Regions from separate parts of the Homo sapiens genome. Here region 1 is linked to region 2. A link is a loop called in an ENCODE intact Hi-C map of the cell type or tissue named here. Cell type or tissue: CD14-positive monocyte. All regions are shown on one strand. Each heading gives the region's core, and the rest is flanking DNA. Links, peaks and the distances in the headings are about the cores only. Region 1 holds the start of LOC124905053 (a long non-coding RNA gene). Region 2 holds the start of SAMSN1 (SAM domain, SH3 domain and nuclear localization signals 1).

Evidence for each region. A loop is a pair of places that touch in the nucleus more often than their neighbours do. Peaks named below come from ENCODE experiments on the same cell type or tissue, not always from the same donor. Only the 100,000 strongest peaks of a DNase experiment are listed, where the experiment ranks them.
Region 1: it touches region 2 in a loop (4-fold over the local background); 8 of 110 quality-filtered maps call a loop at or near these places.

Annotation. Positions count from the first base shown.
Region 1 is chr21:14,474,573-14,491,168 of GRCh38, reverse strand. It overlaps SAMSN1 (SAM domain, SH3 domain and nuclear localization signals 1), which reads left to right. Exons shown (of 8, transcript NM_022136.5): 8 at 5,055-5,941. The coding sequence ends at 5,257. It overlaps LOC124905053 (a long non-coding RNA gene), which reads right to left and starts at 13,840. Exons shown (of 3, transcript XR_007067925.1): 1 at 13,502-13,840. In CD14-positive monocyte, for the core only: no CTCF peak of the experiment used is centred there; DNase peaks (open chromatin) are centred at 7,638, 8,788, 9,398 and 10,288; H3K4me3 peaks cover 1,992 bases; H3K27ac peaks cover 3,632 bases.
Region 2 is chr21:14,542,267-14,558,862 of GRCh38, reverse strand. SAMSN1 (SAM domain, SH3 domain and nuclear localization signals 1) reads left to right here and starts at 12,548. Exons shown (of 8, transcript NM_022136.5): 1 at 12,548-12,658. The coding sequence starts at 12,602. RefSeq lists enhancers at 14,689-14,738, 16,454-16,503. In CD14-positive monocyte, for the core only: no CTCF peak of the experiment used is centred there; DNase peaks (open chromatin) are centred at 8,562 and 9,912; H3K4me3 peaks cover 1,801 bases; H3K27ac peaks cover 4,363 bases.

The DNA.
Region 1 (16,596 bases), core at 5,507-13,506, 69 kb after region 2:
TAACTCCTTCATCATGTAAATGGGTTTAATTAACCTATAAGAAATATGAACTTGACTTTCCAAGGCCCCTAATTAAATAATGTGTGACAGTTTTAAACGTTATTTGGTCATTACCAAAATAGTCAGTACAATATGACAACTTTAACTGAGGAGGGTAAATATTTCCTGGGACCAAAGCCCTCCATATGGTGTATGGTTGGGGAGAGTAGCAGTCTAATGAGATTGCCCAGGTAGGTGCTGAGTTATCGTGATCTTGAGTGAGTATGCCTCTGCCTCTGCTGAAGTTCCTAGCACAGTGGAAGTGGAGATTGCCCTAGCTGAAAGCGAAAAGGTTTATTTCCAGGTACACATCTCGTTAGAAGCTAGGCTCCAAAAAGAGATATGCAAGAGGAGGGGAAGTCATTTCAACTCCATATCTTCTCATGGCCTCAGGGGAACAGAAGCCACCAGTTATTTTCCTATGAATGGAATCCTATTCTTAATTTGTTGTTGTGTTTCCAAAAGGTGGGTTAGTATTCAAGTGAAATGAACACCAAATATTCACTGTTATTAGGAGAATTAAAGTGTTCAGGTAACTTAAGAATGGGCTTTAGATGAAATAAAAAATAACTGAGAGACATGCCATGTTGTCCACTAAAATTTCCTCCCTGGATAACGCTGCCTCTGGACAAATAAATATAGCCATAGTTACCTGAACAGTGGCTGGGTTTTCATTTGAGTGACTCCAGTGAGGTTAAAACTTGAGACTGAGGTTTTGAGTCATCCTAAGATGTGTATCCCTGGGTTTTGCCACTTTGGAGATGGCCCCAGGATAGAGAAAAACAGGAGGATGATTGATGGAGCTGAGAGGTATTCTCATATGAATTTTAACAAAATTCCTTTTTTGCTCTCCTTTAGTTCCAATGCCCTTTAATTCATCTAAATATCATTGTGTTTATTAAAAAATTATTTATTGAGAGATTCCTTTAGCCAGGAATTTTCCTATGCCTTTAAGGTTGTATTATTTTACAGTACTTCACCCAAAGAAAGCTAAGGCAAGCAAGATGGTAAAGACAAAATCTGGATGATTTGGGCAAAGAAATCTGGGAAAGTCAAGCAAAAATTAGTTTTCATTTTTTTGAATCTTTAATTTTTTAATATGTAAAGGTGGGGCAGATTTCTCTTCTTAGAGTAGAACTTTTTCCCAGAATAAGGATCCAGTTTTATTTCCTTAAAACTATCTTCACTTTTAGTATAATTGAGATTGCCTTTCTTAATTAATTAAATGTCAAAATTCCAATATAATTATTTTGTGAATAATTATATTAGACGTCTTCTGTTTTCATCACGATGCCACCCTTTTCTTTCAACATTGATAACTATCTTAAAATGTTTTTACATGGGCTTTATACAATTCTGTAACAATTTTGGTAGGAAATAAATTATTTTAATATGCAAATTAGCTCTTCATGATAAAATATTTCCTAAGTAATTTTTAAATGTTATTCTATTTTTATTATATAGAGTACAGAATTATACAGCTTTCTGGAGTTCCTAGTATGCCTGCTGTCAGCTGGCAGCAATAAGAAAGACCCTTATTCAAATTATTTAATAATTCTTCAGTGTATTCTAATTTAGATACGTATGTCCTTTAAGATATTTACAAACCATTTGGGGGCTTTATTGAAAAATTATACCGTTTTAATTCTTTCATTAAAAACAATGTGGATGACCTGAGAAATAGAGGGAAAATTAACAAATTTGAACACTTTTGTTTGTAAGTTATATGCGTATGTGTGTTTTCATATAATTGTAATAATAGAATACATGAATTATGTATACTTTTTTAAACCTAGCGTATTATCAGAAACGTTTTAGTATAAAAAGATGCACTGAAACATCCTATGGGAAGTCCATAATTTTGTAGGCAAACCTGTTTCTTATTCCAATGTGTTACTTGCCTGGTTAGCCCAGATGATTGAACCATGGGACAAAACTGATGAAGGTTATGGTTTCAATTTCTGGGTAGGCCAGTTAGCTTTACTCTGTTTCATGGCCACATGAAGGGACTAAATGACTTAGAAAGAAAATGTGGATGCATTAATGTGAATTCATCTCCTCTGCAGGAAAGAAACACCCATAACACAAGACCTAGGTTTGTGCCAATCCCTGTCATTAGTGTCAGGATGAAAAGAAACAAGAAGAGGAAAATCTTGATCCTCCAAATACAAAAGTGAATGCGATATAGCTTTCATCTCCGTAATATAACATAATGACCTGCCTTTTTATAGTTACAGTTGAGAGTTCCAGCTGATCACCTGCCTGAAATTATTGCAAGCCTGGTAGGAAGCATTTGAGGAGCACAGTCGTGTTTTCATTTCACGAGGAAATCATTTAGCAAATTACTGCTGTTCTGTAAATTACCGTGCTGCATAACTTTCATACTCAGAAACTATTTTCTTTTTCCATAAAAATTGCAGATGAAAGGTTTCTACAATAAATGACCTGTGTTTAAAACAAAACCATTCCTAGAATTTAGAGAACATGATATAGCATTTCTCATGTGGAAATAAAAACAAATACATTTTTGTTACTAATATTACACAATGACATATTCTCTAGTAAAGACAGTTTTTAATTTATTTACTTTATTCCCCATTGAGGTGAATGCACAGAGGCTTCTGAGAGTGAAATAACAAGCTAAATATTTATTTTTTTAAAGGAAAAGAACTAATTTTGGAAATTACAGTTCTTAAAGACTCTGCTTCATATCCTGAAGAGAGCCCCACAATTGGTAATCAACCTAAATAGAACAGAGTGTTGGGAACAAACAGTTTTTATTATGCCAAGTCTTGTTTAGGATATCAATGTGAAGGGAAGTAGATCAGTTCTTTTAATTTTGCATTGAGGTAATATTGGCCCAAACATAATCTGGGGAAATGTGGCCTTATCCCCACAATCATTATGACTAAGAGGTTCACACTCCAAATAGGATGATCATTGCTGATGTGGCAGAATGCATACAAAAGCACTAATTCCTCTGGCCTTTTCTAGAAACACTTGGATAATGGAACACAGAGCTGGCTCATTTCATTTCAGTGGCAATAAGATAGAAAAGCCAAGGCAGGATAGAAAGCAATTCTTCAGAGAATGAGGTCCCATTTTAGTGCTGCCTTTTCATTAAAAAAAAGGGCTTAGAAAGAAGAGTGAATGACTGATACTCAGAAAGACTAGTGAATAATAAGTAAACCCTCCCAAACTTAAAGATTGTCATGAATAATGCACACAAAATGCTTCCATGGTAGCTAAAATTTAAAAATAACAATCACAATAGGTGCCTATTAAAATTGTCATCTTATATCTAGAACTAGTTATAATATCACTAGGCAAATACCTGATATTTGAATCTATAGTTAAAATTGTGGGGCAAATGTGAAGATTCAGAAGAATGGCATAAATATGGTTTCACTGTTGCAAATACAAGCCTTAAGGAAAAGGTTAAAAGAACTGTTATGACTCATTCTGAAGATGAGCAGACTAAGAAGCAATTTTTATCATTTTCTTCCAGCCTTTCTCAACCAGTATTTTTCTTCTAAACTACAGAATTTAGGAGATATTTTAAGTAACACTTTTCAATTTCTCCCATGGATGATGCTTAACTAGTACCATTCTATAAACATTAAAGAGAAGTTAATTCATTAACACAAGGGTAACTTACAGCACAATTCTCATTTATAATGGAAGTTGATGGCAATTGGACACACAGTGGATCATAAACTAATGTTAGCAAAACATATGGAAACTAGAAAATGCATTTTAAAGAAGATAGATATATATATATAAAAAATAAATAAGATAAAGAGTAGATTTCCTAGATATAAATTAATTAGCATTATAATAGCCTATTGAAGAAAATTATACATTTTCCTTCTTTGAAGGATTCTGAGGTTTGGATTTACTTTATTCTCACTGGAATGGGATGAAGTGCAAAGCCTCTGTAGGCAGAGTTCTTGTCCCAACCTTAAATGTGTGTTTGGCTCTTTCAACGTGGAGCTATTCAGATGCCTACAGTGGTGAAGCCCCAAGGTTAGAAGGGGAAAGAGGAAGATATGGTACTGCAGCTAAGAGGCAGTACCTGAGATCTATTTCTTCTCTGAGGAGCTCAGCTCAGGATGCAGAAACACCCATCAAGAAACCACATGGACAGAGAGAAAGTTGACGCTAAAGGAATCGAGAAGAGTAATATGTGAACTTCAGGCTGCTTAGGGGTTCTTCCAAAATATATTTTGTTATATCCCTAATAGTAATCTTTTTCTAAAAGATAATGCCTGTTGAATATAGAACACTGCTTTAAGAATGCAGAATTATCAATCTGAAAATAAATGATTATTCTTCAGGACTACAGACAAAGATATGGAAGACTAAATATTCATAAAGTAGATTCAGTGGAAATTTTGGTGTTTTACTTTCTAAAAGCAACCTGGTTTCTTATGCCTATTTTGTGATACATGCAAACATAGGAAAATTCTGGATATTTAAAGTTTTATTAGTTAACTTCCAAATAATTGAAGTCCTACTGTACATTCTTACTTATAGTGATAATTTATTAATTAATCTAGATTATCATGAATCTAAAATTGTTCACAAAGATCACTATTGACTTGGATTGTGCATTTAAACTATAAATGCCTTTTTCTAATGATACTTTAAGGAGTATTTGGACAAGGCATCAGTCACACTGTGGATACAATCTGCTTTCTCTGGCAACTTATTATTAATGTAAAATGAGAGTCCATATTGATCTTTGCTGATGCGGGAAGTTCACATGAATTCCATGAAACTGCAAATGAACAATGAAGGGCAAATTTTGGCTTCTAATAAAACAGTAGCTTGAATATTTGGGTGCAAATATCTCTTTTGTAATAAACAAAGATACCTTTTACTTGCAGAACTTTCCATTGTAATGAAGTCATGGTTAGAACAGTTAAAATAGGATAATACTTGAAAGTGAATGAGTACATGAATAAGATTTTGTGTTGCTTTACCTAACTCCTGCCCTTTTTTTCCATTTACAGTTATTCAAGAGCAAGAAAATGAACCTGAGCCCCTATCCTTGAGCTCAGACATCTCCTTAAATAAGTCACAGTTAGATGACTGCCCAAGGGACTCTGGTTGCTATATCTCATCAGGAAATTCAGATAATGGCAAAGAGGATCTGGAGTCTGAAAATCTGTCTGACATGGTACATAAGATTATTATCACAGAGCCAAGTGACTGAACACGCATTCCCAACTATATATCTACAGATGCATTCCATTTTAACTCTTCTTGAGCTAAAACGTCAAATAGGAGAGGAAGATAAGATAAATATTTGTAAATAAAACCTAAAGTTTAAATGTTTTAATCTGAATAATTGTACATAAAATTTTGTATCTCTAACATTCCAAATTACTGTCAATAAAATATATATTTATTATTTTAAATGCTATGTGTTAATATTTCACTTGCTTGTATTAGAAAGGCAAAATGTAAGACTTTGGTATGTGTGACATATGCTTTATTTGGCTTTATTTTACAAGTACAGTATCTGCAAAAAACAAAGTAACCTTTTTTCATACCTGCCAGTTTTGAATTTATATATGTTATTGAACAAATAGTAATAGAGGATTCGCTGTTGAAACAAGTTGTCCAAGCAATGTTATATTCATTTTTATACTTATTGGGAAAGTGTGAGTTAATATTGGACACATTTTATCCTGATCCACAGTGGAGTTTTAGTAATTATATTTTGTTGATTTCTTCATTTTGTTTTCTGGTATAAAAGTAGAGATAATGTGTAGTCACTTCTGATTTAGTGAAACCAATTGTAATAATTGTGGAAATGTTTTGTCTTTAAGTGTAAATATTTTAAAATTTGACATACCCTAATGTTAATAATAAAAAGAACTATTTGCATATTGCATTTTCCAGAGTAATGTTACTTAAGGGTTTTAATATTGGACTTTAGAGAAAATATCTCCTCCCAGACACCCCTCACTTTTTGTAATATAAGTGCATCCCATAGCAATAATCTCAACCTCCTCAAACTCATCTGTCCCCTGAACCCCAGTGATGTTTATCTGACTCACTTGATACCCTCAGGAAACTTCAATTCAACATAACCAAACCATCGATTTTCTCTACAAATTTGTTTCTGCTTTTTTATTGCCAACTCCTCTTTACTGCTACTATCACCCAGCCAGTCATCAAAGCAGAAAATCACTTCTTGCTTCATCTCACATATATCCTCCTCATACAAATTCAATAAGTAATCAAGCCCTATGGATCCTACCTCTACAAATGCTTTCATATTCATGGCCTTCTATCCATTTCCATGGTTGTTGTCTTGCTTTGGATCCTCATGATCTCATGCACGGAAAATGGCAGTAGCTTTCCAACTGACCCCCTACCTTCTCATCCATCCTCCACACAGCCTCCAGATAAATCTTTCTAATCCATGAATCAAATCAGGTACTTTTCTGCTTGAAAGTTTTGGAGGGCTTCTCATTGTCTTTAGTATAATATCCAAACTTCCTTCCAGGCTGCATAAGGTCTTCCCCAATTGCTTTTTACCTACCTTATGAATTGTAACTACCCCCTCACCACCACCACCATACACACACACCTCTCAATCTACACTCCAGCCATAACAATATACTTGCAATTTTCTTCCCTTTGTGACTTTCCATATGCTATTTATTTTCCTGGAGTGTCTCCTGCTATTTTCCACATTAGGAAGTCTCCCTCTTTCCTCCATCCTAAAGGTCACTTACTCTGTGAAGCCTTCCATGATTCCCTTTGGTGCTCTCTTCTTTGTGTTTCCATAGCAACTTGTAAATTGTGGTTCATAGCACTTGTCATATTATGCTTTATATATTTGTATGACAATTGCCCTTCCGTAAGACTGTGACCTCCTTGTGACAGAGATTATTTTGTTTAGCCTTTTTAATCTCTGGTGCCTAACATAATACCTGGCACACAGTGGGCACTTAGGAAATATTTGCTAGAGGGCATTGAATATGATGATTATTCCTATATAACAGATTCCATCTTCCTATTTAAATTGATCCATTCAATTTATATAGGTACTGTAGGTAAGTACCTTCCAAAGTGACCTATTTTTTTTTTAACCAATAAAACGTAATACCTTAGGAAAAAACAGGAAACACAAAGTGTTATTTCAAATGCTGGAGGACAACATTACACTGCTAACGTCCGGCATATTTTTCCAGACCCCTGAGATTTAACCGCATATGCAGTGCCCAGGTGAGGCTAAAGCACATGTCTACCTCTATTCTTCCCCCTTCACAGCATGAAATGGTGTTTCATTTCAGTTTTCCAAGGTGCTGCCTCCATCATGACCCCACTCTTGCTACAGCTACCACTCCAAATCGATTATTCTGGGGCCTCCTTAAACACAGCAGTCACTAACCATGATTTTAAAACTTTAATCACCTGCTGCCTCAGGGAGATCAAGACAGGATAGCTTCTTTATGGAGATGCCAGGAAATTGTAAGTTGGGGAGCAACTAACAAACTACTTGACTTTAAAACGGTGGCAATCGCCCATGACGCATACTCAGCCACAACTTCAATCACTTAAAAATGAAGGTCTGGTACCCAGTCAAGGATTTAGGGAAATGCTTTTGAGGGGAAGTGCTGCAGAGCCCTTGAGGAGATTGAAGCACAGGAAGAGAGATTGGATTCCTAAAAAGAGGAGACACCATGAGGCTCAAGTGGTCAGGAGGAAGGCCTCATCACGGAGTTCCGCACTAAAAAGGACACAAGAATAGCGGACGTATACTCCACATTAAGGGAGGGCTGCTGTCCTCACCTTACCCACAGCTCCTTACGGATCCTCTGCAGCTCTCGCCTCAGCTCCCTCAACGTGGGGCAGGGAACATCAACAGAAGGAAGACAGGTTTTTCTCTTGGCCATGGAAAGCTGAATAAAGAGCAGCGGAAAGATAAGAAACGGCTCATCCAAGGTTGGGAGGTAGCTGAGGAACTTGGACCTTCTGCTGCTTTTGGCTGAGTGAGAGACATGAGTCCAAGCCTTTTAAGATGGCTAAAGGATTAACATTATAATAATTACAAGATCATGATACTGGCTTTGTGTTTCTAGGTTGAACCCTGACGACATTTCCCAGTCTCATATGTTTATTTATTCACTCAGCAATATTTAAAGTTGGAACATGTATGCTGTCCAAGACTATGCCAACAAAGGTCTTTTTAACTATATAACCGCATGAGAATCATAGCATAGCTTCTCTCATTGGAACCCACTGAGTCTTTCATATATACACAGATCAGAATATACCGTTATTCTGATCCCAGAGATTCCGTATCTTTGTAAATTCAAGTATGTTGTGACAATATGCATGGTTAGAGGAATTTTATTCCAGATAAATAAATAAAATCCTCATAGTAATTTTTTGATGAATACAAAAATCAGATCATTTAAATTCTGAGTTCCCCTTGTAATGTACAGATGAATATATCTACATTCTGAAGTATTTCATTATAATCTTTTCTCTTTTAATCAATTAAATTGCCAAGGGAGTTAGTTCAGAAATAAAATAACTTTTAAAATTTCAAAATGATAGGCAGCTAAAGATTATCAGGATTTCAGAAAACGTACAATTTACTGAGGTTACAGTCAAGTGCCCTGCAACTTCCTGAATGAGGCCAAATTGATGACATTTCATGTTGAGAAACTTCCGTTACAAGCAGAAGTTCTGAGAAAAATAATAGGAAGAAATTTTAGATACTCCATCACCTCACACACGCACGCACTTCCATCCTCCCCACAACCATCAAAAAACTTGAATAATTTGCATACAGACTTCAAGTACTCTTTCATAAAGTGGGAAGTCACGCTACAATCACGTAAAGGTTGAGAGCAAAACGAATAGGGACTAAATGTAGGTAAAAGAACAGCAGCTTCTAAACTTGACCAGGTTTTTTGGCTATGGAAATGAGATAAAAGCAACCCTCTTTTTATGTTACCTCCTATTTAACTGCCGAATTTCTCTGATCACACCCAATGTTCACCTAAACATAGAGACTGGAGGAGATCATGGAGTTGAAGCATCTGGTTTGAGAATTGTGTGACTGGGCAGGTCATTTATCCTCTAAGCTTAGTCTTTTTTTTTTAATCTACAAAATGTTGTCAATTAAATGAGATAATGTGTGTAAAGCACACAGCACGACGCATGTAGTATGTGCATAAAAACAACTACTGCTATTATATCCACTACTTCATTTTTATTCATTGATGTCTGGACATTCAGTGGAAGCAGTGCACATGCTGCCACAATGCAGGCATGGACTTGCAGGCATTTGAAATTCTTAAGACACAAATTGTCTCAGAGCTATGACAACTGTGTTTGTCAGAAGCAATGAGAGAGAGTCAGCTGGCTTAAGAGGACTTCTCAGATGAATGACCATTTCTTCATGAAAGAATATCTTTGTTTACTCCTAACCAGCTTACGGAGAGGCTGTGCTATATTTAGCTTTCATTCCTCACACCTAGCTCATGATAGGAGTACTCTTTTTTTTTTTTTTTTTTTTTTTTTTTGAGATGGAGTCTCACTCTGTCACCCAAACTGGAGTGCAGTGGCAGGATCTTGGCTCACTGCAACCTCTGCCTCCTGGGCTCAAGTGATTCTCCCACCTCAGGCTCCCAAGTAGCTGGGATTACAGGTGGGCAGCACCATGCTTGGCTAACTTTTTGTATTTTAGTAGAGACTGGGTTTCACCATGTTGCCCAGGGTGGTTTTGAACTCCTGAGCTCAGGGAATCTGCCCGCCTTGGCCTCCCAAAGTGCTGGGATTACAGGCATGAGCCACTGTGCCCAGCCGGAGTACTCATTTTTGAAGAATGAAGGATTTATAAATAAATGCCTAATGAATAAGTGAAAAAATAAAAGTTTTGGGGTTATTACTGCTATTAGTGCACCTTGGACCCTGGTCTCTGATAAATTATGGAGTCACAACTCATTGTGCTATAGGCAACAGAGAAGCCCTCAGGAAGGCCGCCTAAATGTAGATATTTACCTATTTATAAAGCTTAAGAGCATTTAGGCAAATAATCTGCCATGGGAAATCGAAGTGCAGAAAGAGGCTGAGAAGCTACCAGGAACATATATGACCTTTTCATAACTCTTCCTTCCCTATCTTCGTCATGCAAACTTCTCACATTTGAATTACCAACAGTTAGAGTATCAGAAGGTCTGTGTGACATAAATTATAAGTTAAGAAACCATGAGGGAAGAAAGTAAAAAAATGACATTAGTATATTCAGTGGTTTCTTTTGACCTTCTGGGGTCCCTGATGGGCCTGAGTGCAAAGCAGCATTTCCTCATAGGGCAGGAGTAGAATCCTGATGTGTAAGGCTAACAGGATCATTTCCTTTCTGAGTTCTTGGGCACTAGGCCAAGTGAATGGGCAGGAATCATTCCAGTTGCCGAGTAAAATGGGGTGAAAAGCACTTCTGGCACACTTTGTCCATATAAATTATACTTGTTTGCAATTCATCAACTCCTTCTCTCCTTTATATCCATATGTAATGTAAATGATCATCTTTCTCTGAAGCTCCATAATGATGCAAAGCTCAAAAATGTGATAGAATCAGCTAAAAGAGAGCAGATGGAAGTTTATCCCCCAATATGCATATTCATAAAAAAAAATAGAGAACTCAACAAAAGGAGATACATAAGTACTTTTACCCGGGGGCTGCATGGACTTCTGTATGACAGTAAGTTGGTTTTCTGCAACTATTCATTTCGGAAACCTTTACTCATTCGTTTCTGCAGCAGTCATTGAAAATGCTCTGGGAAAAAAAAAAAACTGTCTCTGTAGGAAACAAATATATTTCCCTTTGGATTTTTATTGCACCTTAGAATCCGTGATTCAGGAAGTAATGGTTAAATATTTTACTAGAAAAATATAATTAGAAGGCAAACAATGTAAAAAAGTGAGGTCTTAAGTGTTCCTTTAGCAATACAAACTACAGACGTTTAAAAGCACACTGTTACACTGAAATAGTGATATAGGGAGAATAATGAACTGTCTGGATCACATTTGTATGTTTTAAAAAAATATCTGATTACTCAGGGGCTAAGGTGGTTCATGCTGGTGTACTGAAGATACAGCAATGCTGCTAGAAATTTAGTTTAGACAAAGAAAAGAAAAGATAGGAAATGGTAAATATATATATATACAGCCGGGCATGGTGGCTCATTCCTGTAATCCCAGCACTTTGGGAGGCCAAGGCCGGCAGATCACCTGAGCTCAGGAGTTCGAGACCAGCCTGGCCAACATGGTGAAACTGTATAAAATCACTGGAAGGGTGGCTGTGAGTTTTGGTAGCGTACAATGAAAGAAGTAGCATTCATACCAAAATGAGATGTTTCTGACTCTCCTCTCCAATCTACTCTCCACTTGTGAAGCCTGGATATTCACTCAGATATATTCACCTGTATAAGCTACTACATTCCAGTTCTGTGCCCTGAGGTTCCTGTTGGGCTCAGTGAGCAGAAAGTCCCCTCATTCCCTGAGGAGTGAGGTCAGGGTATTTGTTTTCCCTGTGAGATCACCTTGTGCTGGTGCTTCCCTTAATCAAAGGTTGCTAGTCCTTTCAAGGTGACCTTTTACATGATTCTCCTTCCTTGAGATTCTAGTAATTGCTCTTCCTCCTGATCTCTTAGGGTCTAGATTGAGTAACAGCTCTGTAGCTCTTAGCTCCCACTACCAGTGCAGCCCTTATTGGTTCCCCTGCCCTCTACTCTGCCCACACCTTTGTAATTAGTCCCTTTATAAATAAGCCTTCCTGGGATTTCCTAATTTGATTGTGTTTCCTGCTGGTAGCTGGGCAAGTACAGTGATCCACCAATGCTCATGACCTCATGACTTCTTTTTTTTTTTGAGACGGAGTCTTACTCTGTTGCCCAGCCTCCCTGGTTCAAGAGATTCTCCTGCCTCAGCCTCTTGAGTAGCTGGGATTACAGGTGTGCACCACCAAGCCTGGCCAATTTTTGTATTTTTTTTTAAGTAGAGACATGGTTTCACCATGTTGGTCAGGCTGGTCTTGAACTCCTGACCTTGTGATCCCCCTGCCTCGGCCTCCCAAAGTGCTGGGATTACAGGCGTGAGCCACCGCGCCCGGCCATGGCTTCAAATTACTTAGGCCATGTTCTTGAAAGCAGTGAGCTCTATGGCTCCGGTATAACTACACTTACATGGTCTCAGGTCATTTTTTTCTATTTCACTACCAGCCACCAGCCTTGCTGGCAATCAGTTTGCTTCAGGAAAAGAAAGAAAAGAAAAGAAGAGGAGAGGAGAGGAGAGGAGAAAGAAAAGAAAAAAGGGTAAAGAATTTCCACTAACTCCATCAAAATTCATGTCTTGTACCCTTTCAATTCTTAATCCACCTGTTTCATGGGGCCCAGACATATACTTCTCCTTTTTCCAAGAAGCTAAGAAATTCTGGAATTGGAGTGACTGGCAGCATATAAATGGAGGTTTTCATGCTGCAGTTCAGGCCAACCTAACTGCAATTAACACTTCTTTTCTCCTTTACTAATAACAAAATCCAGTGTCCACTTTACTATGAAACACAGGGTCAATTCTATTGGGAAAATGTACCACCCAACAATATTAATATGCATCCAGCAACCATATGATAAAGCAGAATGAAGGAAGTGCATATTTTAGGCTGCTTGCTACCTAATTAGAAATATCTGACATTAATAGCATTTTGGAGGGTGTGTATAAATATGATAACACATAGATACTGAAATTACATTAGCAGTTTTTCACATCTAAAATTCTTTGATTCTAAGTTATACTTCATCTACAGTATCACTTGCTAACATCAGGCTCTCATACACAAACTCTTAGGCCTCTTAGTCTCAAAAGAGGTTGTTGTAAAATACGGATGTCCAGATAATTTGCATGATTAATGAAAATATGTTTTAGAATATTAAACATTTAAAATGTTAGCATTCAGTAGACTTTCTGACAGAAGTTAAAAGACTATTAGAATGACTGATGAATTGCTACAGTACATTAGCCCTCAGAACAAGGAACCTGCTTGCTAGAGGACATTTATGTAACTTTTTAGCTTTCTTGTTTTTTCCTTTCTCTCCCACTCTAACTAAATTGTCCTTATGTGACCTTGGCTCAGATTTAAATGGCCAAGCATAGGACTTTGCAAAGTTTTGACCCTGCAAATTACATGAAAAACTATAGTCAGAGAGGGTGAAAGAAAGCAGCTAAATTAATCAGTGCTTGGTACATAATATATCTGGCATATAGTAGGAGATTCATAGAAATGTGTTGAAGGAATGAAACGCCTTCTTTCATGTTGAGGATGGTCTTACCTCAGCACAGTGGAAATAAATAAAACAGAAAATCTCTTCCTGGTTAGTGACAAAGTCACTGACAGTTCAGTTGTTTAGATAGGGCATGTAGATCTACTTACTTTTTTCCATGTGTTAGGATTTGTATTTCCGAATGAAGCTCTTCCTACTGTAGTCTTCTAGAGCCTTTTGTCTTGGTTGGCTGCAGAGCTTATCACGACCTATTTGGTCATTTGCTTCCCTCTCCTGTTATACTTAGAGATGAAATATACAACAAAGGACTGTCAGGGAGGTGTTTACATCCCCTCTGGGTAAAAAGTAAAAGACCGTTGAAAAGGTAGGGCCACAAGAAATATCAAAATAAATTATTAAGGTAGAAGCAGTAAGCGGCTTAATGGCCTTGCTTTGAGGGAGACAATTAACATTACTATAATTTATGGGAAGTATTATCATGCAGTTATGAGCTCCCTCTCTGAGCCCTACTTGCCAAAGCCTGCTTCTTTAGGCAGTGTTTTCTTGATAGTGTTATTTAGTTGATAGTTTTCCAACACTCAAGTATTACACAGTATCATTATTCCTGTGTCAGGGAGTGTGGAGAAAAGTACACTAGGGTACATCATCTAGAATCCCATTACTTAGTCATTAATGAAAATAGTGGGCAGAGCAAGTGTAGGAGGCTGAATCATTGCCCCCCAAAGACAGCAGATTGGAATCAATGGAACCTCGTAAATGTCACCCTATTTGGGGAAATGGTCTTTGCAGATGTGACTAAATTAAGGATTTTAAAGTAAGGAGTGAGTGGGTCCCTAAATGCCACCACAAATGTCCTTATAAGAGAAAGGCAGAGGAAGATTTAACCCATGGAAAAGAAAAGACCATGTGAAGACAGAGCAAAAGGAGATTTGAAGATGCTGGCCTTGATCATTGGAGTAAAGTAACCATAAGCAGGGAAAGCTGGAAGCCACCAGAAGCTGGAAGAGGCAAGGAATGGATTCTCCCCTAGCACCTCTAGAGAAAGTGTGGCTCTGCAGACACACCTTGATGTTAGTCCATTGATAACCGATTTCTGACTGACCTCCAAAACCAAGAGAGAATTAATTTCTGTTGGTTTATAGCACCAAGTTGGTGGTGAATTTGCTGTAACAACCACAGGAAACTGAGACAGCAAATAAACTATCTCCAGCATTAAATAAGAGGATCGTTCCCCCTATTCTTGGCATTTATTAGTAGACCATAGGAAAAAGTAGATTATTAGCAGTAAGTTTAATACAAACAGATATAAACATCCATATCCCTTAAAACTTATGTGTATTGTTTCTTTCTTTCTTTCTTTCTCTTTCTTTCTTTCTTTCTTTCTTTCTTTCTTTCTTTCTTTCTCTCTCTCTCTTTCTTTCTCTCTTCCTTGCTTCCTTCCTTCCTTTCCTTCTTTCTTCCTTTCCTTCTTTCTTTCTTCCTTCCTTCCTTCCTTTCCTTCTTTCTTCCTTTCCTTCTTTCTTTCTTCCTTCCTTCCTTCCTTCCTTTCCTTCCCTCCTTCCTTCCTTCCTTCCTTCCTTCCTTCCTTTTCTTTCTTTCTTTCTTTCTTTCTTTCTTTCTTTCTTTCTTTCTTTCTTTCTTTCTTTCTTTCTTTCTTTCTTTCCTTCTTTCTTTTTTGACGGAGTTTCGCTCTTGTTGCCCAAGCTGGAGTGCAATGGCAATAGCATGATCTCGGCCTAACACAACCTCCGCCTCCCAGGTTCAAGCGATTCTACTGCCTCAGCCCCCCGAGTAGATGGGATTACAGGCATGCGCCACCATACCTGGCTAATTTTGTATTTTTAGTAGAGATGGGGTTTCTCCATGTTGGTCAGGCTGGTCTCGAACTCCCGACCTCAGGTGATCCACCCGTCTTGTCCTCTCAAAGTGCTGGGATTACAGGCGTGAGCCACCACACCTGACCTGTTCTTTTTTTCTTGTATATGTGTTGTGTGTGTTCAATCAACAACTTTTTTTTGAACAGGACAGAAAAGTCCTTCAATAAAATGAATTTATGAATATAACAGTTAAGTATATGCTATTTTTATCCCTCAGATGTTTTAAATTTCTGTGTAACATAGCTGTTATGGGCTAAAGAGCATTATACAAGTTTAAAATATTCTTGCAAAGCAAAAACACTGTGATTTTGGCTTTAGTAAAAGCAGAAGGTTCTTTGAAGACCTGTAAATCTACACTTTGCTACTTCCTGAAAGAAAAGTGATTTTTTATATCATAATTTGTTTCTCCACTCCCTCATCAACTCTTCATTGAATATGTTCTAGGTACCTGGTAAATCTGCTAAGCTTTGGGAAAAATAAGATACAGCACCTGTTCTCAAGGAATTAAGAGTTCAGTGTGGTCCTTTGGCATATGTATAAATAAATACATCCCTATGAAATGTGATATACTACAGTAGTAATGTATACAAGTGGTGTGGAAGCAGCAATCACAAATAAATTATTTCAGAACCAAATGATCTGGAAATTCAAGACTTTTGGCTACTTTGCTTACCAGCATCAGCAATCAAGTCCTGTATATATGAGCTTGAGAATAATTAAATTATTATTTAATTTATATTAATAAATTTATAATAATAAATAAATTAAATTATTTAATTAATAATTAAATGCCTAGGCATTTGCAATAGGAGAAGAATTTAACAATACATTGGAAATGTTTTGTATTCCTTATTCTTGTGGCCAGATATTTAGGACATTCATAGTGAAAATTATATTCAAGGTTAGAGTAGACAAGATTCAATATCTTCAGATTCTGGATTATAGAATTAATAAATTATAGTCATTTTTCTCCTGGCTTCAAAAGCAACTACTTGTACAGTAAAGGTTACTTAATTAAAATTTATCCAACTGAAACACCCATTTCTCTGAAACAAATGTTTGTGCAATTGACATCAACCAACTCTTCACATGAGTAGGTAAGAATAAACAGTGGAATGATGCCCAATGAATATCAATTAAAACAAATTGCTCCTAATAAACTTTGCACAGGCCCATGTTCACATGCACCTGTGTGAGCCCACACCCCCACCCTTGGAACTTTATTATTGTAACTTGTCTTCTCTAAAAGATCAATTAGCATTGACTGCATCTTAAAGACTATGTCTTCATTTTATCCTTGAAGCCTTAATTTTAATCACTGATAAGGCACAAGTTTCAGGTAGGACCAGCTATGTAATGGGAGACAG
Region 2 (16,596 bases), core at 3,977-11,976:
AGCTGTTAGAATAAAATAATTTATCTTAAAAGATGTTGAAGCCATGGGACAGAATGTTATAAAGATCAATAATAGATCATTATCATCATTAGGAAGGTATTTTGACATATCTTATGAATTTCTCCATACAGGAGAAAGTTTTGGTTGTTGTTGTTGTTGTTGTTTTTGTTTTTGTTTTAATTGAGATGGAGTCTCACTCTGTCACCCAGGCTGGCATGCAGTGATGAGATGTCGGCTCACTGCAACCTCCATCTCTTGGGTTGAGACAATTCTCCTGCTTCAGCCTCCCGAGTAGCTGGGACTACAGGCATGCATCACCACGGCCGGCTAATTTTTTTGTATTTTTAGTAAAGATGGTGTTTCCCCATGTTGCCCAGGCTGCTCTGGAACTCCTGAGCTCATGTGGATCTACCTGCCTCAGCCTCCCAAAGTGATTGGATTACAGGCGTGAGCCACTGCGCCCAGCTGAAAGTGTTTTTTTTTTAAATAGTTCGTAGCATGCGTGTTTCCAAATTTTTGCTGGATTTTTTTCTCATGTTGTCTAATTCAACATTTGTTCTACCTGCCATAATCCTTTTGAGTTTTGAGGGGTACGGATTCTGCAATTTTAATCCTGTTACTTGTCAATCCAAGGAGGTGGCCTAAAACGTGCACACCTATACAGTTGAGACGATTCGTTTATTCAACAACCATTTCCTGAGCCCCTGTCTGCCAGGTTCTATGCTAGTGCTAGCGATAGGCCTAATTTCTGCCTTCCAGTAACCAAAATAAACCAACAACACAACAAATCATCAAAACAGTAAAAACAATCAAGCACCTATATGTGTTTGATTGGAGAAAGCCCTTTGTGGAGGTGACATGAAGGCTCATGCCATCACTCCTCCAAAGTCCACATGCTCTCATCACACCACAGGACCTCCACGGACAGGTGGCCTGAAGGAAAGCAGGCTTTGATGACAAGGAGCCACCCATGTCAAAAGTAAAGGGAAAAGCACTTCCCGCAGATGGAAAAGCTTGAGCAAAATCCCAGGACAGGTAAGAACTGACTGGTAGTCCAAGTGCAGAGAGATCAGCGTGACCAGATCAGAGAAAGAAAGGAGGAGAATGGCATAGATAGGCAAAGACCAGAGACGTTCCAGCCTTCCTGGTGATGGAAAAGAGTGTGGAGTTTGTGTCAAGTGCATTTGCAAATCCACAGCTAAATGCTAAATCTAAGTGAAAGCAGAAGTGAATTCCCCGTAGAAATTTCCCTTAACTGGTAGCTGGGGATAAATAGCATATTCAAATATCATTAGAGCATGTGACAGCAAGAAAACACCAGGTAAAAAGAGCAATGATGTGTGTACAGGCTTTGAAAACAGGGGTTGAACATGTTCCCAGGAACCTGGGTCACACTATGACCACGTCCTAGAAGAAGTATGGGGCGTGAATTCCTAGGAATCTCAGGCTTTCTACCTTTGTCCCTGAAGGAGAGAGGATGAAATTAGTATTTGTTAAGACTCTCTCTGTGTCAGGAATTTTATACATTTTGCACAATTTAATCCCAACAATAATCTCATGAGGAAATGTTATTTTCTCCTTTTAATTAATGAGGAAATTTGAGACTTGGAGAGGACAGGTGTCAGGCTCAAGTTCATGTAGCTTGTCTGAACTCAACTCTACATCACTCCTCCAAAGTCCACATGCTCTCTTCACACCACAGGTTCTCCGTGGATGGGTAGAACGAGGAAAAGCAGACCCTTCTGCCAGGCCTGCTCAGCAGAAAACAGTCTGAGTGTTTCACTGCTTGCAGGGGCCACTCCAGGAGGTCAGAATTACATGCTCTTGGAAACATAACAAGAAATCTGATTTCTTTCCAACCAGATATTGGTTTGTAGTTAATCAGTTATTATTATTATTTTGGTTGGAGAGGGTGTTGCTGGGCACAGATGTTAACTTGGATATTCGGTTTATTGTATATTCAGTTGACAAAACCAGATCTTTCTTTCATTTCTCATAAACATGGCTGCAAATGTTATGGAAAAGTTTTCTTATTTGAGAAAAAATAGAATTGAGTTGCAGGTAACATGTTTCTAAAATCCTGTCAATGATCACTTGATTTTTGTTTCCTCTTCCCACAAATAACACATGCAGATGCTTTCAGTTAGAATGCAGGTAGGCTTCCGAGGCAGCATGCCTCACTGTGGCTTTGCACTTCATGTATAAACCTCACTTTGTGTGTGTTGGGTGGGAGAAGGCAATGTGCATCTATTTACAATATACTCAGTCTCCTAAGAAGCTCTTTTATTACCCTTTATGTTAAAAAGAAAAGGTGGAATTCCATTTAATTGGAACAGCCTAATATGTGTATGTGTATGAACACACGCATGCATATACACATACATATATACCTAAGTATATATGCAGATTTATGTAATATACATAGGAAATTTGATTTAGCTGTGATACACATTTTTTCATTAAAAACATCCACCGTAATTATTTTCTATTTATTTGTAATTAAACTGACATGCAATTGGAGTATTTCATCTTATAATTATATTGTTCTCAAAGATGATGGCATGAAGATCATATGAGGCTTTTGATTGTTTTAAGAAGTAGACAATACACTTACCCTCTCCTATAGCTTTACAACTTTGATGTAGTTTCAAATGATCAGGCCTGAAAAATAATCTGGTCACTCTTGAATCTGCTATAAATTTTTCTGATGAGTGAAAATAGAAAGGAAATAGAAATGATCTTGTTCTTCCTGTTTAAGAATAGCGTTTCTGAGGAAAGGAAGCTCATATATATCTCTTCCATGAAATTCTACTAATTGCATTTTTCTTCAGTAGGTAGAGACAGGAAATCATGGTCTATTGATCAGTACAATCTACTTTCCTCTTTGCTTCTGGGGAATAAAGTATGAATTAAGCAGGCAATTTTAATATTATACACGAGGTGTACTATGTTCAGATAAAAGTTAATAACAAAATTTATAACAAAGCACTTCTGTGCAAAATTTAGATCAATTTGTTCTGTCAGTATTGTAATATGGACAGAATTGCCTTTCTGCCAAATGAGGCACGATTCAGTGGTACTGAATAATATTCTAAGTTTAAAAGTTATTTTGAAGATTTTTAATAAAAACTTGAGCTTCGACTGTTTTATCCTGTTTATAAAGAATGAAAAGGCAAACTCTTCCACAGAATACTGTATTTTTGTGCTTGTGAGAAGAATATGAAAATGTGGAGAGAGCACAATCACTTACATGTAAGAATGGGCTTCAATGGAAAGGCTTCATCTGTGTGTGTTGCTTTCTTCCTACTGTGTCATTCTGCCATGTCCCTATGCCAATCTGAAAACTTTAAGGTAGGGGTGGTATTGACAGGAATCAATACCTGCTATATGTTTCATATAGTTAGGAGCTGAGCAAATAAGATAAATATGTCCAAATGTTTTAAAAGGCAGGGTGAAGGAAGAGACTTGGAGTTAATAAAAATGTGAAGGAATGTAGTTGGCAAAACTAGATTTTGTTTAAATAGCTACATACACTTACCAAGAAGATGCAAACCTAAAGAGACAAAGAGATTTGGGAGAAGGATAGAAAGGATGTCAACTAATGTTTTGGATAATAAAAGGTGAATGGAGAGTTGGAGCACGTTGCAATCTCAGAAGTTGTAGACAAGGAGGCTGCAATGAAATGAGTCAGTGTGCATCACAGAGGCCCTGAGAGGCTCAGCCTTTGAAGGCAGCAAGGAAACTACTTTCTTTTCTCCACAGCCCAGCAGGGCATGGAAAGGTTAGTATCTGCAGACCTGAATAGTCTCAAAGAAAAGAACTCCAGAAACTGTCATTTGAGGGTCTTCTGATGAAAAAGTTTCCTTGGGGTAGGTGTGGTGATTCATGCTTGTAATCCCAGCACTTTGGGAGGCCAAGCAGGAGAATTTCTTGAGTCCAGGAGTTCAAGACCAGCCTGGGAAGACAGTGAGAACCCATCTCTACAAGAAATAGAAAATAAACCAGACATTATGGTGCATGTCTGTAATCCCAGCTAGTTAGGAGACTGAGGTGAGAGGATTGCTTGAGCCTGGGAGTTTAAAGCTGTAGTGAGCCATGATTGTGCCACTGCATTCTAGCCTGGGTGGCAGAGGAAGACTTTGTCTCAAAAAAAAAAAAAAAAAAGAAAAAGAAAACAAAAGACTTAACTGCTAGTTGATCACCTGACAAGCCCACCCATTTACATAGAAATTCCAGTCGGGTTTTTTCATACCATGATCTTTAGTAATGTATCCAGAGAGCACAATCTCCAGACATATGACAACAGCTTAAATATGAAAGACTGAAATCAAAGCAAACAGAAGAAGTCAGAATAAAACAAGATAATGAAGGGAATAGAAGGAAAATTGTAAAAATGATAATTAATAACTTCAGAAAGATAATGGAATATATTCCAAGTATTTGCTTGTTACTATCTAGTGTTTATTATGTACCAGGCACTTTTCCAACAACACCATAATAGTGTCTCTTTTCATTCTCATAGCAATATCTTTCAAGCATTACTGTCATGTGCACTTTATGGAAAGGCTAAATAACTTGTCAAGGGCACCCAGGTAAATGACAGAGTCAGGATTTGAACCTAGGCAGTGTGGTTAAAGTCCACCCTCATAACCATTACATGTCACTGCCTTTCCAAAACTTAAGAACAGAATGTTATGAAAAGTGAACAATCAGAAAGCATTTCTGCAAATTAAAAATCTAGCTAAAGTAAAATATTTATTGTATTTATTATAGTAATTAGTAGAAAAAGTAACGGAATTTTCCTGGAAAACAAAAGGTCAAATAAATGAAATCAGAGAGCAATATAATAAAATGAGAGTATCAATCCAGTATGTTCAACATTGGACTAATCCGTTTCCAGATGGAGAGAACAAAGAGAGATGAAGAACTTATCAAGGGAACATAGGCCTAAAGAGAAGTTTTTAAATAACCCATATCAACACACATAATATGACATTTTAGGATATACCAAAGATTCGAAGAAAATCCAGAGGAAAGAGGCAGAGAAAAAGAAAGAAAAAACAGGCCATACACAACAAAACAGGAATCACAATGGCTTCTGCAGACTTCTCAACACTCTGAAAGCTAGAAGACAATTGGAGAAGCCTTCTAAATATTGAGAAAAAAATGATTTCCAGGCTAGAATTCGATTTCAAGTCAATATAGCATTCAAATGTGAAGGATCTAAAAGGATGTAAGTGCCCTTTTTCTGTTAAGGAGATATGTTTCTGCAAATGAGAGAACAGACAAAAAGAAACATGATGTGAGACTTAGACCAGAGATAATTGGAAGTGATTAAGGAGAAATTCCATTCTATCCTCAACGGAGAACAACTAAACCACATTAGAACACATTAGAACAGAAAAAACATCTAAAGTGTTTGAGCATTTGCAATGACAAGTATGATGTTTGAAATTAAATATTTGAAACAAATCACTTGAAATAATTGTCAGAGTATTTATTGGTGAAATATTAACAATATATAGAGAACCAATCATATAAAAAGAAAGACAGTTATTAATTCCAAAAATGGGCAAAAGAGGAACATAAAGCATTAAACAATATTTAACTCAGCCATGAATAATATTATTTATACCATGATAATGTTAATAGTGACTAATGATTTAACAAAATAATTATAAGGTAGTTGGGAAGTAAGAAGAGTACAAAATCCTCAAGGATAAAAAAAGGAATAAATAGATAATGCCTAATGCATAAATCAAGAAAATATATTATCTAGAAAAATAAATCTAACCAACTAGAAACATTTTTTTTTTAAATATTGGAAGGATCAGAAAAAGAGTTGAAATAGGAAGTCTAGGAATAGAGAAGGATGGGAGAGGGTGCTTGTGTTTTCTAACTTTTTTAGTGTAAGCATTTTTATATTTGCAAAACTTTAAATGACATTTAGAAATATAGAAAAGAACAATATTGTAGAAATGTGAAGATGATAATCACAATTTGGATTTGATATTGAGGCAAGCAAAATCACAAAATTAAGAGCAAAAGATTGAGGGAATAATAAACGCTCTTTAGAAATAGAAATTGGAGAGCTAAACCTCCAACTCGAGCAAATGGAATGTGCTTATGGTAGTAACTTTACGGACAGATGCCTTATCAAAAACAGGTGACTTAGTCCATTTGGGCTGCTATAATAAAATACCATAAACTTGGGGTAGCTTCCAAACAACAGAAATTCATTTCTCACAGTTTAGAGGCTGGGAAGTCCATGATGAAGACACCAGCAAATTTCTCTTCTGGTGAGGGCCTGTTTCCTGGGTCATAGATGGCACCTTCTTGCTATGTCTTCACATGGTGGAAAAGTGGGAGTGAAGGGATGTCTCTCTAGCCTCTTTTATAAGGGCACTAATGCAATCCATAAAGGCTCTGTCCCCATGACCTAATTCTCCCAAAAGCCCTACCTACTATTACCTTCCACCTTGCGGGTGAGAATTCCAACATATGAATTTTGGGACCACACAAACATTCAGACCAAGGAACTTCATAGAAAGGAATTTCATAAAGTGTGCATAAGTCTCATTTGTGCTTCTACTCTGATTACCTACACCCATTTTTGTAAGCATAAAATTAGAGACAATGATTATTATCAAGGGTAGAATTGAGGGCCAATAAGTGTCTCAACAAGGTAGCTTGGGTTGGAGAGGGGCCTGAAATGCAGATTTGTCCCCATGATACTGAATCTTAATTATAGAAAAGAGCTCTGGATTGGCTGCAGATTTACTGGTTTCAAATTTTTTTACACATGTAATGATTGAACCAACTCTCTTTTCAACCAGAAGCCAGCAACTCAACATTACCCTCCCCCTAGCCCTTAGCATTCCTGACCCGAACAGTCAAATTAATCATTCCCATTTTATGCCAGGTATTTAGGTATGCCAAGACCTACTTATGACATAGAGTGATGGTTATGAGCTGAGGCTTTGGATTGAATCCTGACTCCACCACTTCCTAGCTGTGCAAACTAGACACGTTACCAAACCCCACCAGGAAGCTGAGAATGATAATATTAGTACCAGCTCATGAAGATTTTTGTGAAGATTATATTGAAAATATTTATAAAGCACACAGCATAATTTCTGTTATGTAATAAACACTCAAGATGACAGTCATTATTATTAATATTATTAACTTGTAGAATAATATTACTTCATGAAAATTACAACTTTTAATCATAAATGGATTAAATTTTATCATTATTTGTTATGCCAACCACAATATGGCCCTTATATGACTTTAAAACCACTTAGAAAGGAAATACTTATAATTTATTGAAGTAATCTGAGTAATTTGCATTTATTTTGAATCTTAAACTTTATCAGCCTCCCTAATTTTTCCAGTCACTTTGAACTGATACTACTCATTCTTGGTACCCAGTCTTCTCTTACATTCAAACATCTTGTAAGGCATAGATGTAATTTATGAAGTTCTTTGTCTCTTCAAGGCAGTTTTATCCTGTATGATTCTTTAGGTTCACCATTCATCTTAGGCCATTGGTCCCTTCTATTTATCCCAATGATCTGTTTCTTCTATAACTGAGATAACAAGATAATGTGTTACATTATCTCTTTGGAAATTTAAAATAAGCAGTAATTTTGCCAGGCCAGGCTCTCTAAGAGGCTTCCCAAGATATCCAGAGTATGACTAGCAACTCTAACCACTCAGAAACATAGTATTTTGAGCACATCAAGGGTAGATCCTTTTCTGTCAATACATTCTAGTTAACCACTTTGGCAGTATTTAAATTTGTAATGAGAAATAGCAATCTCAGATTCCAGGTACTTGATGTCCATATGAATGCTGCCTTTGTCTCCTATAGACATATCTACCCAAGGAGCCAAATCATCATTTATGCATAGAGCTTAAAATAAAAACAAAGGAAAATAGTTAAACACATATTTTGTTTACTGAAATCCAGCTAAAATTTGCATGATATGTTCATCTCCATGCAATAGATTATCTTGTCTGGAGAATTAAGATACTCAAAGCTCACTAAGCTCTCTTTTCCTTTAACTCAGCAACTTGAAAGGAACCTTCCAGTATTTGTCTGTGTTACTGTCTTTTTTCTATTTGAGGTAAAATGAATTTAGATTCTCCCTAACCTTCCTAATTATTTAGAAGTTGTTTGGGCATCACCTCATCCTTGTTAGTTGAATGTATGGGAACTCAGGCAATGAAACTCAGGCAGGGTCTTATAAGGAGAAGTCAACAGGTGGAATATTAATTTATCATGTAGACTTCAGGTCCGTTTTTAGAAGAAATTAATCCTGGTGATAGATATGCTTGATTTCACGTCTTGTTGGAAATGGCAAACCTCAGTAGCTCCCATCTTCTTGCCACTTCCTGTTAATAGAATCAGAATTTTATCTTCCCCTAATCTCCCCAAAACATGAGCTTGTCACTTCCTGGAGCAGGTCACCAGGAGAAGCAGAAAAGTCACTGCACAGCTTTTCAATTAGTAACACATTAGAAGGGATTTCAAGAGCTGGGTAGGGCTGGGTCCCTTAGAGAAAGGAATTAGTAAACAGGAACTCCAGACATAGAATGGGTAAGTGACTTTAGAGAGTTAGGAAATATAGGAGATTCACAAGGAAGAAACGGTCCCCCCACTTCCTTAACTCCTCCCATAGGCCAGGGGGAATATCCATCCCGTCATTTCTCTTAAACTCCCAAATCCAAACAAGGAGGTGTTGAGATGTTTAATCCACCTATGGTAAGAATAAGCTAGATAACTAGAGGAGGGTACAACACCAAGGCCCCTCTATATAGCTTGGCACCAACATCTGAATTATTAAATACAGAATTGCAGAGAACGTCATCAGATGGCAATGTGTACTTATTTCAGGAAACACTGAGAAAGAAAGAGTTTTTTTTTTTGATATTGTAGGATCTCCACTTCCGTGAAACCCCAAACAGGTAGGAACACAATATCCCCACTCAACTTCTTTGAATAAAATTCTCTTCCCTGTACTATAGAAAGAAGTCTACTCTGAGGGGGCCAAAAAGAAGAGAGGAATTATCAAGGTTAAGTTACTTTTATGATTGACTCCTTTTCTTAATCATAGATGAGTAAATTCTGCAGGTTTGAATGGAATACAGTTCTTTTTTCTATAAAATGATTATTCTTACATTAAATCTTAATTTCAGAGTTGGGTTCTGTGATGACAACCTTATTTTGCTTATTTTCAAATTCTTGAAATTGGTCTCTCTGTTTTCCTCCTGTAACAAAACACTTGAGGTATAGTCAGGAGTATTTTTGGTTAGAGTTAATAAAATATCCCTTGGTCATGGTTGACCCAGCAATACACAGAGGCATGCATAAGATTGTGCCCAACCAACTCTTCATGTTAGAGAAGTTTTAACTATTAGAGCAATGCAGAGAATCTACTTTCATTCTAAAAGATTTGATTTTAAAACCCTTCATCCATTGAACCAGTGTACATGTCCTAAAATAAAATGTAGAGTAGGATTAATCCAAACTACTATCTAATTGTATTCTTCAACCTGATGGCAGAAGGCAGAGAGATGTAGATGGAGATCCTCAATGTCTCAGAATCGAGGACATCACTTTGAATGTCCCATGATCTCTAATTTCCTTCTATCTATGCTTTGAATTTTATGATTTGTGTTTTAGCAATACACTAAATAAATATTTGTTGGATTGCTGAACCAATCCTTTTATGGCTCACCTTACTTTCCCGAAAAATACACCTCAATCTTTGTCATTTGACTGCAATTTCTTCAAAATTTTTACTCATGATTCATGACACAGAGATAGTACACAAAGTTCCATTCTGTCTGGGATGTAAGACCATTAAGGTATTGTAAAGCACCAAGACTGTGCTTTTGCAATTTCCCTATTTCAGAATACATGTTAAGCAACAGGGTTGCTAGTGGTTTAATCATGGTCAGTAGTGAGGTGTGCTCTGTACTGACTCTCTGCTTCATTCTTGTTCTGTCCATCTGTGACTTTTGAGCTTGCTGGGTCACTCTGTGTCACTCACTAAATATCTCGGTGTCCTCCAAATACCATAAAATAGTAGATAATTGATAAAAACATTTGTAACCTTGTCACTTGATCTTTTTGGGGATCAAGAAGTTTAACATAGTTAGATAATGAATGGGACCTCAAATGTCACATCTGTCTTTTAAGCCCCAGAAAACATTTTTCTTGAGTGAAAGAAAGATTGGAAAAATCCTTTTCCACCCGTACTTGAAGGAAAATATTTATTTTGTTTACATTTTAAACATTTCTTGTAATGTTAAAGATGGTGAAGTGCCTAGAGATCCATAAATGGATATATATTTTTTGTTTGCTTGAGTATAACGCTTTTAAAAACTGCATCTAGTCCAGATATGGGTCTCATAAATGTGACTGTTCTCTATTCTTTAGCACTGTATTATAGAAACATTGGAGAAATGTAACCTATAGCAAGCACCACCTCAAACTGAAACTTCATGCCTTTTTAGAGTTCACAAACATTTTTTGACATAAAACATTACTGAAATGATGAATCATCTAATAAGTATGTCCTTTATTGGTATTTCATTTTACTATCAACAAAACTCTACCATGTACTAAGTGCAAGCATTATCATTGCCATTTTATTACTGATTGAACTCCATAATTAAATTTTTATTCATAGATGAAGAAAAGAGGGTGTCGAGGGTGCAAATGGTTCACTTAAAAACGTATTTTTATGACTTTCAATTTCTTAAGAGATGAAGCAAAAGATCTGCCTAGCCAACTTTCTTAACCCAAGCCCAAACTGAAAGTCTAAAAGATGTATTTCTGGGGAATTACCCCACCTCAACATTCTCAGGTTTTCCAGTGTTCTCTGTCTGTGTCAGTATTTTGAAAACACTAACTCAATAATTCTCAAAAATCAAAGTCTGCTTTTATTATCTGGTAATAAAATAATAGGCATATTAACCATAATCATGAAAAGTATATTCTTTCAATTCTGTTATAGAACAAAAACAGGTTGTTTTTAGCTAGTCAAGAGGTTTGAAATATTGTCAAATTGCACATAATAGACAATCAATTTAATATTTATTAAATAAATTAGTGAAATTTGAATCTCATTTGTTAAATGAATTAGTAAAATTTGGGCCTTGGGGTGGAGCTTAGAAGTGTGAGGGAAGTTTGAGAAATAGAGTCAGTTGATTTGTCACGTGGAAAAGCTGCTGATTAAGAATATGGCACTACACTTTTCAATTCAGAGGATTTATAAACAGAAATCTAGGTTTATTTTCTTAATCTGGGTTGCTCAAATGGAACCAGAGTTTCATATATTTTGCAAATCTCCCTTTGGTAAATCCCCATTTAACAATAAAGCTTGAACTTTTTGCTTTTACTTCTGGGTATTTTGCTTTTTTCATTATCATAAACATTTTTAAACCATGGGGAAACTCTTAATAAGTCATATTAGCTCTACCAGGACTATTAAATAGAGGTTCTGGGTGTTTTATTTGAAGAAACCGTTGATCCATTGGCTCATCACCAGGGCAGCAATTATCAGTATATGGCATCGTTTGTAGCACAAAGACATATGGTTAATTGGGGGTTCTGTTTAATTGATCTCTTTGTTAACCAGAACTTTACAACATCTTAATACATTAGAAAAGTAACATATGATAAACATTTACTTTTAGTCATGTTCCCATTTATATTTAGAATGGGTCTAATCCATATTTTAAAATATATGCATACATGCTTTAAGTAGGATTAGTATTGTTTAAGTTCTAACTTATTTTATCTTCTAACATTGTTTATTTATTTTATCTTCTAACTGTGTTTATTTAGAAATATACCATGCCTGTAATCCTAGCATTTTGGGAGGCTGAGGTGGGCGGATCACGAGATCAGGAGATCGAGACCATCTTGGCTAACATGGTGAAACCCCATCTCTACTAAAAATACAAAAAATTAGCCAGGCATGGTGGCACACACCTGTAATTTCAGCTACTTGGGAGGCTGAGGCAGGAGAGTCGCTTGAACCCGGGAGGTGGAGGTTGCAGTGAGCCGAGATCATGCCACTGCACTCTAGCCTGGGTGACAGAGTGAGATTCCGTATCAAAAAAAGAAAAAATATATACAAAATTGACTACCTTGAGTATTCTTTTTTTTTTTTTTAAATAATAGAAAACCAACATCTCAAGTTTTATTTCAGTTATTGGCTCCGATTTTTTCTTTTTTCTACCCATGGAATGCATTGTAAATTTTTACTTTTATATAAACCAAGAAAATGAGTTTTGTTTTGAAATCCTTATGGCTCTCATAACTGCAGGCATGTCTAAATATGAGATTTGGAACATACCTCATAGAAAATAGCAAGACAATAAAGAGTTACCAAAGAATTACTGTAAGAAAAAAAAATTACCCATGTAAATGTTGAAGTCATATCCTGACTGAAGGAGGAAGTGGCAGGTCCCTGGGCTCAACCTTATCTGATGCTGTGCATTAGACAGCACACTGCTGACTGTTTTCAGTTGTTTCTGTAACAGCAGAAAGTGCACTCACTAGGAGTAGTCAGAATTCAAAATGCTCAAGAGAAAGCCATCCAATGTTTCAGAGAAGGAGAAACATCAAAAACCAAAGGTAAGGTGATTTCATACATAGTTAAATAAAATCAAACTATTTAATAGAAAATAAACACATATGTGTGTTTGAACACATACAATGTTCTCATCTGTCAGTCATAAGTCAAACATAGGGTTTAATGCCTCATGGCAAATACGGAAAAATTAAATTGCAAAGTTAGATTTTAAATCACACCTAGCAATTATTGTCTCTGTAATTTTGTCTTATGGTGCATATTGGAACATTTACATCTGTAAGTGAAGTTTGAGTTCAGTTCAACTTCAAGAAAATCAATTTAGTGGTCTCTGAGTGTTTGTTATTATAAAATCTTCTTGCATGTTTTTAATGACTATGAGATTGTCAACGTCTATTGAACAGTCTACTGAATGAATTTTATCTCTTAAGTAATTAGCTCTTCAAAATAGAGTTATAAGAAGGTTGTAAAATGGAAATGTTATGGTTAAATATAAGACTTTTCTCATTTTTGAATGTTAAATCATGATAGCTCGTTGTAAAGATGTATATTTGCTATTCTCTCGAACTAATGTTATTACTACACAAAAAATCGGGCTGTGTTTTGAGAAGCATCAAAACACCATATACTGGTAGACTTGACAAATTGGTAATATGTGGAATGTTACTCTGTTCTTTGTCTTGGCAATAAGTGCTACTTTTAAAAAAAAAAAGTATAACATGGGATAAAGTTCAAATTCTATTGTAGAACTCTAGATTTATTAATAACGTAAAACAACTATTTACAAAGTACCAATGTCAGAAAATTTCTCCAATACTTGTACATTTCTTTTCTCAGGTAAATACAATTTTTAGTCTCTTTCTGAGATAAACAATAGCTGAGTCCAGATTTTTTTTAAGGATTGATTTATTGTCTATCAGTCTTTATATGTTAGGCACCCATTTTCAGAGAAAGAGATTGGTTTATTTCATTTGTTATGACCTTTTGAATTGATGAGACATTGAACAATGGTCAATATTTTGAAACTCTTTGGAAGTTACCATCCAAGTTTTTCTGAAGGAAACAAAAATAAATGATTTCTTATCTTTGGAAACTGAGAATAAATGATTTTGAATATTAATTCTTTCTGACACATATGCATAATAATGGATAGACAAGCATCTTTAGTTTAAAATGTAGCTAGATAACGTATCATGATTTCTTTTTCCCTAATATAAGAAAAACTCAAAGTAACATTTTCCAAATAATACAGAAAAGTTTTTAAAAGCATGGCTTGTGCTTCCATTTAAGATTAATTTTATATGATATTTACTTGATTAAGTACAACAAATAGTTAACAATAGTAGGTTTAGGGAAGATCATAAAAGTTAATATGGAGAATGATATACCTCAAAGTATTTAAAATCTAAAGAGAGAGTATTTAATAAAGCCTGTATTTTATAGTGAGTTAGAGTCATATTTACAACATTAAACTATTGTCAAAATGATACTTTACTCCATCATCATCATTTGGCTTAAGAGCAGTAACTATTATAATACACTTGGAATATTGTTAATCTTGACTTCCTTATTCATAAAATAAAAAAAATTTTGAAAAAATATACATCTTTGAACAAAACATATCACAGAAAATGGTCACATTGGAAATGCTAAGTTTTGTTGTGAATGAATTCTTATTTTCATTAGACAGATGGTTTCATTCTGCATGAATTTAAAGAGATGTGAATATAGAGGCACAGGCATGTTTTTCATACATTCAGTTGGATTGTTTCCTTTTAACATGGAAGTGATATTTTTCCATTTGTAATTATGTCTTAAAATAACTCCTTTCCTCATAATTCACATTTATTTTGGTGGGTAATTTTCTTTGCATATTATATGAATAAAGAGCAGTATCTGTCCAGGTGCATGGGCTCACACCTGTAGTTCCAGCACTTTGCAGGGCCGAGGTGCGTAAATCACTTGAGTTCAGGAGTTCCAGCCCAGTCTGGGCAATGTGGCAAAACCCCATCTCTACAAAAAATTCAAAAATTACCTGGGCATGGTGGCACGTGCATGTAGTACCAGCTATTCAGGAGGCTGAGGCAGGAAGATTGCTTGAGACCAGGAGATTGAAGGCTACAGTGGGCCGTGTTCGTGCCACTGCACTCCAGCCTGGGCAACAGAGCAAGACCCTTTCTCAAAAAGAAAAAAAATTGGCAGAGGTGGATGCTGTGATAATCCCTACAAATAAAAGGCTCATAGAAAAAGGAGTGCAAATCCTTTCATTTACTGAAGAGAAATTGTGTCTAGAAAGGGTCTATGTTTAGAAACAGAACCATCAAGAAATTGGTCTGAAATATAGGGAATCACTGTCTTCACTGATTAACTACATACCAGATATTAGTTTACAAAATTTCCTAACCAAGAAACATAAACTCTTCATACTATACTCTTAGAATTTGTGAAAGGAATTTTCTTGTTTTTGTGGTTTTTTTTTAAATTGTAAATCCTATAGTAGGGTAAAAACTGACAATATAAAAAATGAAGAAAATATTTAATCATTTAGCTTTTGTTAACTGTCATTGGTTCTATTTCAAGTGACCTATTGGACAATTCAAATGCAATGCATATTATAACTAATGTTACCTCAATTAAAAATGATCAAACTTTCCAATTGAAAGCTAATGGAGAAAGATTTTGTTATTAGTATTTTCAAATAGGTCTTACAGTTATGAGAAGGTTCAAAACATTCATTTATATAATATGTAGCAATAGATTTTCAGTCCTATATCAAAAATAATTCATTATTTTCTTATATTCCTAAAACTTATCGATAAACATGTTCATGAATTTAAAAAGAGTAAGTCCAAATACATGTTAAAATACAGTTTTACCATGTGTAGTGTTATCATTAGTGTACCCTCTTTTTCATCCTTTATTTCTCTCTTTCTCTATTTTTAGTATAGGTTCTCTCCTTTGAATAGCTCAAAATTAAGAGTAGCATTCAAATTTATTGTAAGACACTTACAGTATAGGCTGAGAGGCAGAGACCAGAGATATTCTATAACAGAAACTGGTAAATTCTTGCAGAATTATTACAAAAGAAACCCATTGCATGTACTGGAATGTTAATAACTTCTAAGGGCTTTAATGTGTGTCTCAGAACTCTCTACTGTATACAGATAAATTCCAAATTAGAAAAGAAATAGGAGAATAATAGTTAAGTATTCTGTACTTAGGTTAGTTAAAAATAGGCTTGCTTAACATACATGCAAGGTACTGTTATCTTTATTCTTGAATTTTGCCTTTACCTTGGAAACAGAGTCTTGCTCTGTCACCCAGGCTGGAGTTGATGTGGTGCAATCACATAACCCTAACCCTAACCCTAACCTCCTGGGTGGACTCAAGCTACCTCCCATCTCAGCCTCCTGAGTAGCTGGGACCACAGGCACCATGCCACCAGCCCAGCTAATTTTTAATTTTTTATAGAGATGAGGTCTCCTTATGTTGCTCAGGCTGGTCTCAAACTCCTATGTTCAAGTGATCTTCCCATCTCAAACCACCTCAGCCTTCCAAAGTGCTGGGATTACAGGCATGAGCAACCACAACTGGCTGTTTTACCTCTTACTACTAGTGTCCATTACTGATAGTGATTTTAAAAACTTTTAAGCATATACAATATTCAGATTTGATGAGATGTTATTGCATTACACTCTATAAATGCTTAAATTATAGAACATAACAATTTTCCTTGTCTGTTTTTCCAACTAAAATATTTTATTTTTCTATATTTATCATTGGTTTATTTTCATGTCAGTTGCTGTGCTTACAGCTTTTTGTACACTAATTTATTTAATATTTGTAACAACTGTGAGAGAATGACTCTTATTTAGCCTCATATGTAGAGCCTAAGGCATAAGGAAGGTCAATTACCTTGAAGAAGACACAGAGTTAGATGAAAAATGAAACTGACATGAAATATGTTAATTTCCAATACTTC